Regions from separate parts of the Homo sapiens genome. Here regions 2 and 3 are each linked to region 1. Evidence: read pairs that join two places in POLR2A ChIA-PET (ENCODE). Cell type or tissue: Caco-2. All regions are shown on one strand. Each heading gives the region's core, and the rest is flanking DNA. Links, peaks and the distances in the headings are about the cores only.

What was found. Peaks named below come from ENCODE experiments on the same cell type or tissue, not always from the same donor. Only the 100,000 strongest peaks of a DNase experiment are listed, where the experiment ranks them.
Region 2: POLR2A ChIA-PET joins it to region 1 with 10 read pairs; 3 of 35 experiments call an interaction of 5 or more read pairs at or near these places.
Region 3: POLR2A ChIA-PET joins it to region 1 with 11 read pairs; 3 of 35 experiments call an interaction of 5 or more read pairs at or near these places.

The regions. Positions count from the first base shown.
Region 1 is chr20:52,029,359-52,033,758 of GRCh38, reverse strand. No RefSeq gene overlaps it. Among named protein-coding and RNA genes, the nearest start is that of ZFP64, 160 kb to the left of the region's middle. In Caco-2, for the core only: no CTCF peak of the experiment used is centred there; DNase peaks (open chromatin) are centred at 288, 1,588, 1,968 and 2,348; H3K4me3 peaks cover 487 bases.
Region 2 is chr20:51,663,647-51,668,046 of GRCh38, reverse strand. All of the region lies in intron 13 of ATP9A (ATPase phospholipid transporting 9A (putative)), which reads left to right. Among named protein-coding and RNA genes, the nearest start is that of ATP9A, 100 kb to the left of the region's middle. In Caco-2, for the core only: no CTCF peak of the experiment used is centred there; DNase peaks (open chromatin) are centred at 398, 756, 1,656 and 2,046.
Region 3 is chr20:51,653,165-51,657,564 of GRCh38, reverse strand. ATP9A (ATPase phospholipid transporting 9A (putative)) reads left to right here. Exons shown (of 28, transcript NM_006045.3): 14 at 415-627. Among named protein-coding and RNA genes, the nearest start is that of NFATC2, 110 kb to the right of the region's middle. In Caco-2, for the core only: no CTCF peak of the experiment used is centred there; no DNase peak of the experiment used is centred there.

The sequences.
Region 1 (4,400 bases), core at 149-4,148:
GGGGACACAGCCAAACCATAGCAAAGCTGACGTATTAATATGCTCTGCCGTCAGTGTTTCATAAATGGCACATGGTGGGAACCTATGGGAGAGGCTGCCCTTTACCTTAGTTAGCCATTCTTTTCTTCCCTATAAACAGAAACCCTTACTGTTAACAGGATTCTTTGCTGTCCAGAATAAAGACTACATTTCCCAGCTTCCCTTACAACTAGGTATGGTCATGTGACTGTTCTGAAAAATGAGATGTAAATGCATGTGTCACAGGCGACTTCCCAATAACAGCCTTAGGGAAGGAGTGGGGTCTATCTGCTGCCCCTCCTCTTTACTGCTAGGTAAATGTTGACGTGCTCTCCGGAGCTCATGCTTCCATATTGAACCACAGTGAAAACTACAAGTTGAGAATAGTAGAACAGATAGAACGAGCCCCAGTTCCTGATAATCATGAAATCACCATATTGGCTCTGTACTGCCTATAGATATGCAAGAAAAATAAACTTCTCTCTGTGTTTAAACCACTGTTACTTTAAGTTTTCTATCTTTCCTAGCCAGACCTAATCCTAACTGATTTGGGGCTCAATAACTTTTTGTTGACTGATGGAATGGATAGTGTATGCATAGATTCTATAGGTTTGCATTTTGCAAAGCATTTTCTCAAGCATTAATTTGTTTAATTTGGTAAAAGTAAAAAACTACTTTCCCAATCCTATAACTTCTAAAACCTACTAGCCTCTGATATTTTCTGTAATGTGATATGTCATGTAGGATGCATTTGTGCACAAAGGTAACACAATATGGCTTGGACAAAGACGTTTAATTGTCTCAGAAAACAAAAATCTTGCATCTCCAAAAGATTCAACAGTGTCATCCAGGACAGGGGCACGTCCTATCCTCCACATGACCTTCCTCAGCACTTCACTGATGTCTTACTTCATTGTCCCAGGACAGCTGCCACTGCAACCAATATCATATTCTCTCTCTCTCTTTTTTTTTTTTTGAGACAGAGTCTCTCTCTGTCACCCAGGCTGGAGTGGAGTGGTACAATCTCAGCTCACTGCAACCTCCACCTCCCGGGTTCAAGCAATTCTGCTGCCTCAACCTCCCGAGTAGCTGGAATTACAGGCGTGCACCACCACACCGGGCTTGTTTTTGTATTTTTAGTAGAGACAAGGTTTCACCATGTTGGCCAGGCTGGTCTCAAACTCCTGACCTCAAGTGATCCGCCTGCCTCAGCGTCCCAAAGTGCTGGGATTACAGGTGTGAGCCACCATGCCTGGCCTACAACAAAGTCTTATGCAAAAAGAGCTACAAAGCCTTCACAGGTATGGTGTCTTTTACCAGAATGAAACAGTCCCTCTCCTTAAGGCATAACAAACAACATCTTCCGAAGCCACGCCAAGAAGTGTGTTCAGATCATGTCTTCATTCTTCTGAATTTCAAGTGAAAGAGCTGCCTTCTTGGAACTTTGTAGAAATCTAAGATGTGTACTAGAGCTGCTCAAAGACCTGCCATTTACTTACTGTACTTGTGTTATCAAAGACTCCATAAAATCAAGTGATTTCCTCTGCTTTTGTCCAGGCCGCCAAAGAACGTGGCGCTTAGTCACTTCAGATTCCCTTCTGTCTGTGATCCCCTCTGAGAAATAAAGCCATAAATATGCTGAGTTCTGTTGACATTCACACCGGAAATAGCACAGAGCTCCAAGTATTGTGGTCTCCTTTCCGATTTTATTGCTAAACAGCAAGAAAAACAGCAGAGGGGCTTTCCTGGCGAGTCAGAGAAATGCAACGTGGTTTTTTGTGTGTTTTTTTTTCTCCGCAAGACAGAGGAAACTATCTCTTCACACCATTGCCAAAGCCAAGAGACTTCGAATGAACAGATAGAGCCCAGAGCAGAACAAACACCATTTGATAAAATGCTTAGAGCACGTCTCCCCACACGGGCAGGGACTATGAGCGTCTGAAAAGCAGAGGTCCGGCCTCCCCTCCTCCCCAACTCAAGGTTGAAAATATCAACAACATTCCTGTCCACTGTAATCAAATACTTACGCAAAAAGCTATGGAATGCACAATAATTTGTCAGGCATCCTTTTAGCAGAGTCCACTAGAGCAAACTCTGGTAGGCTTCCTTGACCCTCAGAGACTGTGCCCTTTAACCTTATTTGGGTCTCTTTTATGGGGGCCTTCACTCTGACCAGATGGCTAAACTATCAAAGGGTTTTATGAGTAAAAACTGCTTTCCCAACTCGTAAGTTGTATATTTCTTTCCATGTTAATGTGAACTATCAACCCAGAGGCTTTAAATTGAAAACACAAGAGGTGTCCTGCAGCTGGGGCTCCCCCCGCCATCCCAGCATTGTGTGTGACCACAAGGGTGATGGGTGTTTGCAGAGAAAACAGCTGACACCCAGATGAGGACAATTTCAGCTAAATATTTAAAATGGCCATCAAGAAAGGAATGATTGATTGATTTTTTTTTTTTTTTTTTTTTTTGGTTCAGGCCATGATCTTTTATCAAGCTGCAGGCAAACATGCTTCCTACATAAATCCAAACTGTATCTTTCTTTTCTTCCATCCCATCCTGTGCATCCACTTTTCAGGGAGGCTGGGTGGCAAATTAAACATAATTAGATCAAATTCTGTGGAATCCAAAGTAGAAAAGGATGCTGTCTCTCAATGTTGAATTTCAAGTTAAATAGTCCTGAGACCTTGAATTGGCTGTATGTGTACACTTATAGTTTGTTTTGTATAATTCTTGAAAATTTTCATAAGAAATGATCAGGATGAGTTGATGCAACGAATATTTATGAGTGAAAACCAGGAGGCTGACACTGTTCTAACACTTAGCAGGCTGCGTGAACAAGAGAGCAGACACTTCATTGAGAAAGTGCTTATGTTCTAGTGGAGAGACGAACAACAAAGAACCCCAAAATGGCAGGTGGTAATAAGCAATGGGACAGGACAGTGGGACAGGGGCTAAGTGCATAGATTCTGCATGGTTAGGAAAGACCCCACTGGGGAGGTGATGACAAAGTAAAGATCTGAATGAGAAGAAGGAGAACAACTCAGGAAGATGTGGCTAGCGCTCCCATTAGACATGTAACGTGCAGCCGGGCGCGGTGGCTCATGCCTGTAATCCCAACATTTTGGGAGGCAGAGGCAGGTGGATTGCTTGAATCCAGGGATTTGAGACCAGCATGGGCAACATAGTGAGACCCTGTCTCTACAAAAAAATACAAAAATTAGCCAGGTGTGGTGGTGCACACCTGTAGTCCCAGCTACTCAGGAGGCTGAGCCCAGGAGATAGAGGTTGCAGTGAGCTACGCTTGCCCCAAATGTACTGTACCAGCCTGGGTGGCAGAGTGAGACTCTGTCTCAAAAAAAAAAAAAAAAAAGAAGTAATGTGAGCCATGTCTGTAATGCTAAAATTTTCTAGTAGCCAGATTTTAAAAAGTAAAAGGAAATGTATGGAAATAATTTAATATATTTTATATTTTTAGTTTATTTCTATTATAATTTATTATATATATTTTTATTTTGTTACTTATTTAATAATACTAGATATATATTTCTGAGACAGTGTCTTGTTCTGTCACCCAGGCTGGAGTGCAGTGGCACATTCATATCTCATTTCCACCTCGAACTCCTGGGCCCAAGCAGTCCTCTTGCCTCAGCCTCCTGAGTAGCTAGGACTATAGGCATGAGCCACTGTGCCTGGCCTATTTTATTATATTTAGATCCATATGTACTATTATATTTTCTAGTAGCTATATTTTAAAAGGGTAAAAAGAAATGGGTGAGCCGTATGCAGTGGTGTGAGCCTGTAGTCTCAGAGTTTCTCAGGAGGATGAGGTAGGAGGATGGCTTGAGCCTAGGAGTTTGAATCTACCCTGGGCAACATAATGAGACCCAGTCTTATAATAATATGAAGAAGAAAAGAAGAAGGAGGAGGAGGAAAAGGAGGAGGAGGGGGAGGAGGGGGAGACGGAGGAGGAAGAAAGAAGAAATGGGTAGAAACAATTTTAATATATTTTATTTTTATTTTTATTTTTTATTTTTTCTTCTTTTTTTTGAGACAGAGTTTCAGTCTTGTCACCCAGGCTGGCATGCAATGGCATGGTCTCGGCTCACTGCAACCTCTGCCTCCCAGGTTCAAGCGATTCTCCTGCCTCAGCCTCCCACGTAGCTGGGATTACAGGCATGCACCACCATGCCCAGCTAATTTTTGTATTTTCAGTAGATAGGGTTTCACCATGTTGGCCAGGATGGTCTCAAACTCCTGACATCAGGTGATCCACCTGCCTCAGCCTCCCAAAGTGCTGGGATTACAGGCATAAGCCACCGTGCCTGGCCAATTTTAATACATTTTGTTTGATTTTAATAATATATTTATTTGCATTGTCA
Region 2 (4,400 bases), core at 97-4,096, 370 kb after region 1:
CCCAGGCTGGAGTGCAGTGGTGCAATCACAGCTCACTGCAGCCTCAAACTTCTGGGCTCAAGCAATCCTCCCATCTCAGCCTCCCAAGTAGCTCGGACTACAAGTGTGCACTGGGTATGCACCACCACACCTGGCTAATTTGGTTTATTTTTTATAGAGACGAGGTCTCACTGTGTTGCCCAGGCTGGACTTGAACTCCTGGGCTCAAGTGATCGCCTCACCTCCCAAAGGCTTCCCAAAGTGTTGGGATTACAGGCATGATGCACTGCGCCCAGCCACCTTTGGCCTTTTGTCTTCATCCCTTCTCACTCACTCAGCAAGGTGACCCCCTTCCTCGCCTGTCTGCCGTGACCCCCTGCACAGTAGCTGCCCGGCTTTCCTTCTTGCTGTCCTCTCAGGAGCCTCTCGGTACCATCAGCTCTGTGGTGGAGTCTGAGACTTGCAGTGGGATCTAGCCTTGGTCTTCATCCCCTCCCCTTTCCCATGTTTCAGCCTTCCAGGCAGGGTGAGCTGCCTTATTTCTGTGTCTCAAATTAGACCCTTCCCTCGGAGCCACCAACCCCAAATGCCCACCAGGCTCCTTCTTGGGGGGCTCATTGATTGGATTGTCATGCATATCAGCACCCAGCTACATGTCTGTATCACTCGCAGCCCCTTCTCAGTCGTGTTGACTCTTGATGGTTATATTAGACAGCTTCACAGGTGGTGGTGTGTACATCCGGTGGGAGTTACACCCATGCCATGTTGCTGGTATTTTTAAGAGCTCCTGGTGTTTACGGAAGCCGTCCCCTCTCAGGATATTTGTGTATTTTAGCTTTTATGGTTCATTTTTGGCTTAGCACAGATAACACTCTTTGTAAAGTGTTGAAATTCAGAAAACCACACTTCTTACCGTGAACCTCACCTCATACTCCTTCCTTAGGGGAAGCTCATAAATCAGTTTGCCCATCCCGGCCTTGAGTCTGACACAGCTGTGTGTTGTGGGGTTAGGGTTAGCTGTGCGAGGCTGGGGTGAACTCACAATTCCAGTACAGATCTACCCAAGTGAGAGTGTGTGCATCTTTCTCTCGTGATGTCTAAACATCCTGGCATAAGCACAGGACCACGTGTGTGATGGGACATATGGAAGCTTTTGCATGCTTTTTTAAAACCAGTTTTATCGAGGGATGATTTACATACCTGAAAGTTCAGCCATGTTGAATACACAGTGTGGTGACTTTAGTAAATTTGCAGCTGTGGAACCATCCCAAATATGCACATCACCCCTGCTCCCACTGCAGTCACGCCTCCCACCTTAGAGCTTCGTAAGGGGTTCTTATACCAGTGGTTCTTTCTTCTTTTTCTTTCTTTCTTTTTTTTTTTTTTTTAAGACACAGTCTCACTCTGTTGCCCAGGCTGAGGTACAGGGGTGCGATCTCGGCTCACTGCAACCTCCACCTCCCGGGTTCAAGCAATTCTCTGCCTCAGCCTTCCTAGTAGCTGGGATTACAGGCACCTGCCACCACGCCCGGCTAATTTTTATATTTTTAGTAGAGACGGGGTTTCACCATGTTGGCCTGGCTGGTCTCAAACTCCTGACCTCAGGTGATCTGTCCGCCTTGGCTTCCCAAAGTGCTGGGATTACAGACGTGAGTCACCATGCCTGGCCCAGTGTTTCGTAAAGTACAGCCTTTGGAACCCCTGGGCTAGATCACTTGGGCCAGAGTCAGGAGCACAAGGAGTGGTGCCCAGACCTGCAGTTTTAACAGGTGAACCAGGTGTTTCCAGAGTACAGTAGCATTGGAGAACAGCTGCTGTGAAACTGAGGTTCATCCCTGTTCAGAGCATGGGTATCTAAACCTGTGGACTCCAAGGAAGAGTTTGCAAGATGACCCACTGGGGTACAGGAAGCGACTCTTTACATTTCAGTTCCATCTCCAAAATTAATGCAAAATTAAAATCTTACTAATACTATTGAGGTTGACCCAGGGGCCCTCACTCCATGTATCAGACAGGTACTTGTCAGGTCCGGTCCTTGAGGTGTCCTGCGGAAGGGGCTGGAATTCCACAGTTGTTTATTTTCCCAGTGTTGAAATGTAGGCCGCAGTTTATGAGTGTCCAGGTGACTTGTTCTAAGGATGTGGTTGAACTAAACTGGACTCATAAAGAGAGCAGGTGGTTTTAAAAGATTCCTGCAGGAAAGCTTCAGATTATTAATACAAGGCCAAGTAAACAGTAAGAAAATGGCCAACACATTAGGAGAGAAAACTATAACCAGCTAAGGACTTGTGATGGTTTTTCCCCTGGGTTATTCATTTACTGGTACTTTTTTTTTTTTTTTTTGAGACGAAGTCTCACTCTGTCGCCCCATCCTGGAGTGTAGTGGTGCTATCTTGGCTTACCACAAACTCTGCCTCCCGGGTTCAAGAGATTCTCCTGCCTCAGCCTCCCGAGTAGCTGGGATCACAGGCATGTGCCAACACACCTGGCTAATTTTTTTTTTGTATTTTTGGTAGAGACGGGGTTTCACCATGTTGGCCAGGCTGGCCTCGAACTCCTGATTTCAGATGATCTGCCTGCCTCGGCCTCCCAAAGTGCTGGGATTACAGGCTTGAACCACCACGCCTGGCAATTTACTAGTACTTTTAATGGAAAAAGGGGATACAATTTAAAAACCATAAAATTTGCTCTTTTAAGCATATGATTCTGTAGTTTTTAATATGTTCACAATACTGTGCAAACATTGGTACTGTCTAATTTTAGAACATTTTTATCAACCCTAAAAAGAAAGCCCACATCCCTTGAGTTCCCAAACCCCCCTGCTCTATCCCCCCAGCTGTCAGTCTACTTTCTGTCTCTGGATTTGCCTATTCTGAACATTGCCTATAAATAGAATCAAACAATATGTGACCTTTTGTGTCTGGCCGGTCTTCCGTTTAGCAGAGTATTTGCAAGGTTCTTCCGGTTGTAGCAGGTGTATGTACTTTATTCCTCTTTGTAGCTGAATAACAGGTATGATGATTTAAAATTTAAGTTTAGGCTGGGTGTGGTGGCTCACGCCTGTAATCCCAGCACTTTGGGAGGCCGAGGCGGGCAGATCACGAGATCAGGAGTTTGAGACCAGCCTGACCAACATGGTGAAACCCCGTCTCTACTAAAAATACAAAAAAAAAAAAAAAAATTAGCCGGGGGTGGTGGCGGGCACCTGTAATCCCAGCTACTCAGGAGGCTGAGGCAGAAGAATAGCTTGAACCCGGCAGGTGGAGGTTGAAGTGAGCTGAGATCGCGTCACTGCACTCCAACCTGGGTGACAGAGGGAGACTCCTCTCAAAAGGAAAAAAAAAAGAAATTTAAGTTTAAATCTATAATTCTCAGTGTTCCTTACCCCAAGTATATGTTATTTTGAGATATTAGCTAATTGTGTGAGAAATGCTATTTTTCATTTTGTTTTCTTATTTATTTTTATTTTTATTTTTTTGAGACAGAGTCTTATACTCTCTTACCCAGACTACGGTGCAGTGGTGCCATCACAGCTCACTGTAGCCTTGACCCCTCAGGCTCAGGTGATCTTCCCACCCCAGCCTCCCAAGTAGCTGGGACCACAGGCATGCGTCACCATACCTGGCTAATTTTTGTATTTTTTGTAGAGAGAGGGGGTGTTACCATTTGCCCAGGCTGGTCTCGAACTCCTGGGCTCCAGCAATTAGCCCACCTCAGCCTCTCAAAGTGCTGGGATTACAGGCATGAGCCACTGCAGCCAGCCCTGTTTTTCATTTTTATCATAGGATTTTAGAATTTTTTTTCTTGTTTTGTAATGTTCAGTAGTACAATACAATATTTATACAAAGATCAATATATATAGATGGAAGGTACTTGGAAAACTTTTCCTGCTGGGCGTGGTAGCTCATGCCTGTAATCCCAGCTACTCTGGAGGCTGAGGCAGGAGACTTGCTTGAACCCAGGAGGTAGAGGTTGCAGTGAGCTGAGATCATGCCACTGCACCCAGCCTGGATGACAGAGCAAGACAGTCTCAAACCATAATTGGGATTATTCCACATACTTTGGTCTGTGAACTGTCATTTTTCATTTACTGAGTTGTTTTTTTTATGAGCGTGTGAGTTTGTGATTTATTTTTCTACACACAACATATATACACAGGATGCACTCAGTTCATCAGTACTGACTGCCAGAGAGCGTTCTTCTTACTTTCTGCATCCACAGAAAACAGATACAAAGTTCAGTTTATGTTCTCTTGTTTTTTTTTTTTTTTTTCTGAGACGGAGTCTCGCTCTGTTTCCCAGGCTGGAGTGCAGTGGCGCGATCTCCGCTCACTGCAAGCTCCACCTCCCGGGTTCACGCCATTCTCTTGCCTCAGCCTCCCAAGTAGCTGGGATTACAGGCGCCTACCACCATGCCCAGCT
Region 3 (4,400 bases), core at 97-4,096, 380 kb after region 1:
CAGGGATGCTGCTGAACACCCTATATAATGTCCCCCAACATAGGAGTACCCAAGTGGGGAAGCCCTGCTCTGAACTACCGGGATCCCTTTCAGTGCAGTGGGGTCCTCATTCTGTCAAAAGCCCCCGACACCACCCCAGGGAGGATAGATTCACTCAATCTGCAGGTAGAATCGTTCTCGTTCATTAAATTGTATTTTTTTTCCTCTGTCTCTTTTTCTTTTTTTTTTGCCGAGCATAAATGACAAACCCTGAAAATTGCATGTCATTTATTTGCAGCATCATTGTAGATATATCTAAGGGTTCTGTGTGTTGGAACAGTAGAAAAAAGAAACAATAGCTGCACGGCTGTTCTTCCACTCTCCAAATCATTCCTGCCTCTGGTCATCTTCCTTGTTCATTTCTCCTTCCTGTAGCAATCCCAGGACCCACCGGCTCAGAAGGGCCCAACGCTCACCACTAAGGTCCGGCGGACCATGAGCAGCCGCGTGCACGAAGCCGTGAAGGCCATCGCGCTCTGCCACAACGTGACTCCCGTGTATGAGTCCAACGGTGTGACTGATCAGGCTGAGGCCGAGAAGCAGTACGAAGACTCCTGCCGCGTATACCAGGCATCCAGCCCCGATGAGGTAAACCTGGGCAGGTGCAGCAAGGCATGGGGAGGCCCTGCTTGTTTTCTCTGTGCTGGAATTAGGCGTTTTCTAAGGAAGCAATGTGTCAGGGCAGACAGGAGCCAGGATGATGCAGGGCTGCTGGGAAACACATTTTCAAATACAAGAAAGAAACGCCTTTCCTCTAAAAAGAATAGCCTTGGACTTGAGGTATAGTCTGAATTAGGAAAGTTAGAGATTTTGTTTTGTAACTCAAAAGGCCAGCATAACAGGGCACAAGGTCCCATTTAAACCACATACTTTAAAAAAGATGTAAATAATTAAGATCTTAATTAAGATAAACTCCACATTCCATACAGTCTACCTATTTAAAGTATGACTTTTTTATTTTATTTTTTTCCCCGAGATACAGTCTCACTCTTTTGCCCAGGCTGGAGTGCAGTGGCGTGATCTCGGCTCACTACAACCACCCACTCTGGGGTTCGAGCGATTCTCCTGCCTCAGCCTCCTGAATAGCTGGGATTACAGGCACCCACCACCATGCCCGGCTAATTTTTTGTATTTTTAGTAGAGATGGGGTTTCACCATGTTGGCCAAGCTGGTCTTGAACTCCTGACCTCAGGTGATCCACTGGCCTTGGCCTCCCACAGTGTTGGGATTACAGGCGTGAGTCACTGCGTTGGTGAGTATGGCTTCTTAATATAGTTAGTATATTTTGGGATTTTTTTTTTTTTTTGCAACCATCATCACAATCAAATTAGGATATTTTTATCACCCCAAAGGAAATTCTATACCCACTTTCCTGCTGTACTCCCTTGTCTTCCTCATTCCTCCAGCCCTAAAGCACCCACTAATCTACTTTCTACCTCTATAGATTTGCCTATGACAGACACTCCAAACATCTGGAACCATACAATAGGTGGCCTTTTGTGATTGGCCTGTTTTACTTAGTGTGATGTTTTCAAGATTCATCCATGCATATTCACTCATCAATGCTTCATTCCTTTTTATCACTGAATAATAATCTGTTTATGGATATATTACATTTTATTTATCCATTCATCAATTAATGCACATTTGGATTTTTTTTTTTGTCTATATAGATAATGCTGCTATGGACAATTGTGTACAAGTATTTGAGTGGGTGTAGATTTCTGTTTCTCTTGGGTATATACCTAGGAGTGGGTTGGCAATGTCATATGGTGACTCTATAGTTAACCTTTTGAGGAGCTGTCTGTCTGTTTTCCAAAAGTGGCTGCGCTATTTTACGTATCTACCAGCAACGTATGACAGTTTCCGTTTCTCCACATCTCGGTCAATCCTTGTTACTGTCAGTTGTTTGGATTCTGGACGTTCTAGTCAGTGTGGAGCGGTATCTCATTGTGGTTTTGATTTGTATTTTCCGGATGGCCCCTGATGTTGAGCGTCTTTTCGTATGCTTATTGGCCATTTGTTTATCTTCTTTGGAAAAATGTCTATCCATATCCTTTATCCATTTTCACTTTGTCTGTTTTTCTTTTTGTTGTTGAGGTGTTGTTTGTTTGTTTTTGTTTTGCTCTGTCACTCAGGTTGGAGTGCAGTGGCACGATCTTCCCGGCTCCATCTCCCAGAGTGCTGGGATTTTAGGTGTGAGCCACAGCGCCCGGCCACCTTTCAATATCTTTTAATTTACTTTTTAAAACGTGAATTTTCCTATTGATATAGTTTGTATCCTCCTTTTTTCACTTACTATTTTATCATTTCTGTTTTCTAATCATCTTGAATATTATTGAAAGCATTCTTTAAGAATTGCTACCTATGCATATACCCTAATATCCTAACTATTCTCATAATTGGAACTTCTCATACTGTAGGAACTTAGGTTATTCCTAATTTTTAGCAATGATATTTATAAGTATTTTGCAATGAACATCCTTACACCTTATAATTCTAGAAGTGGCGTGATTGGGTTTATGAATTCAAGAGATACTTTTGAGTAGACTAACACTGTGATATTAGTGCTAACAAGACAGCCCCAGGCCCCTAGGGAGGAGGCTTGTGTGACACAGTATAGTGTGTGACTTACTCCCGGGATCCAGCTCCACACTTGGGCAGTTACTTATGCTTGCTGTGCCTCCAGATCTGTGCCATGGAACCCCCACAGTGGGGCTGTTGTGAAGCCCCAAGTAGGCAGTCAGTATATCTTGTGGGTCAAATTGAATGAGTATTTTATTTTTAGAGATGGGGTCTTGCTATGTTGCCCAGGCTGGAGTAGTGCAGCGGCTCTTGATAGGTGCAATCATGGCTCACTGCAGCCCTGAACTCGTGGGTATGAGCCATCCTCCCACCTCAGCCTCCTGAGTAGTCAGGACTACAGGCGTGTGCCACCATGCCCGGCTTTAAATGAGCATAAGGCTCATGGTAACTATGGCCAGAGTGCTTCCCAGAATTTTTTTTTTTTTTTAAACATTTAACTCTTGTACCAACATTGGGAGGAATCCCAATTTTTTTTTTAACCCATTTTAGGAAGAATGGGGCTCCTAAAGTTCTGGACCAATTTGCAAGTATCAGTGAGCCTGCGGTTCCTGGCGGTTGGGGGATGGCACAATGAACATCTTTCCCAAAGTTCACAAATGGAAGAACGCTTGAGTGTCATCTTCTGTGTCCTGGTGCTTCTTTCTCCCTTTTTTGGGCAGTGGAATTTGTCACCTGGGAGACTCCTCCTTCCAGCCTGCAGGGTGTTTGTGGAATAGCTCAAGCTATAAAACCCAGTTCATCCGTGACTGTTGACATTTGAACCAGGCTTTTTAGGAGTGAAAAATGTTGTACACCCCTGGCTACCTTCTGAGATGGGAATTGTGTGCAGAAAGAGAGAGGGGGAGGGAGGGTAGGTTTGGGTGATTGTCCTGATCTACTTGGACTTGTGCCATAGTAAGTGACAATTTCAGGTTTATCATCATTTCTTCTTTCTGTGGCTTGGCAGGTTTAGTCTGTTTTTCCCTTTGGGAATGATACTGTGGAATAGCGATGTCAGAGAGGGCCATATTTTTGGTAGCTATGGACTTGGAACCAGTAACCTGTGGGTATTTGATGGAATTCAAATTTATTTTATTTTATTTGAGCTCCTGACCTCAAGTGATCCTTCAGCCTCCCATAGTGCTGGGACTACAGGCGTGAGCCACCGTGCCAGGCCTTTTTTTTTTGCTCTGTCGCCCAGGCTGGAGTGCAGTGGTATGATCTCGGCTCACTGCAACCTCCACCTTCCGGGTTCAAGCGATTCTCATGCCTCAGCTTCCCAAGTAGTTGGGATTACAGAAGTGCGCCACCATGCCTGGCAAATTTTTGTATTTTTAGTAGAGACAGGGTTTTCCCCATGTTAGCCAGGCTGGTCTCAAACTCCTGAGCTTAAGTGATCTCTCTGCCTCAGCCTCCTAAAGTGCTGGGGTTACAGGCGTAACCACCGCACCCAGCGGAATTCAAATTTGAGCAAGCTCCAGATGCTGATGATCTGAGAAGCAAGTCCTGCCTGAGGCCCCTGATGCTCCTGTTGGCATCTCTGGAGGCTTTAATGCCCGTTGCCCACTCCTCTGCTCCCACTGGACTTTGGTGTATTTGTTTTAGGGCTGTGCAAAGATTTTTCCATGAGGATAAATCTTTCATGGAATGCTTTGCACTTCTCGGCCGCTTTTTCTCAAAGTGAATGGTACTTTATCTCTTCTGTGGATGAATTGCACTTGAAATCAGATTTGTCTTGTTTTTCTAAGATTCTGAATCATGATTGAGAAAAAAAAAAAGAACTACTTTCCTTTGGC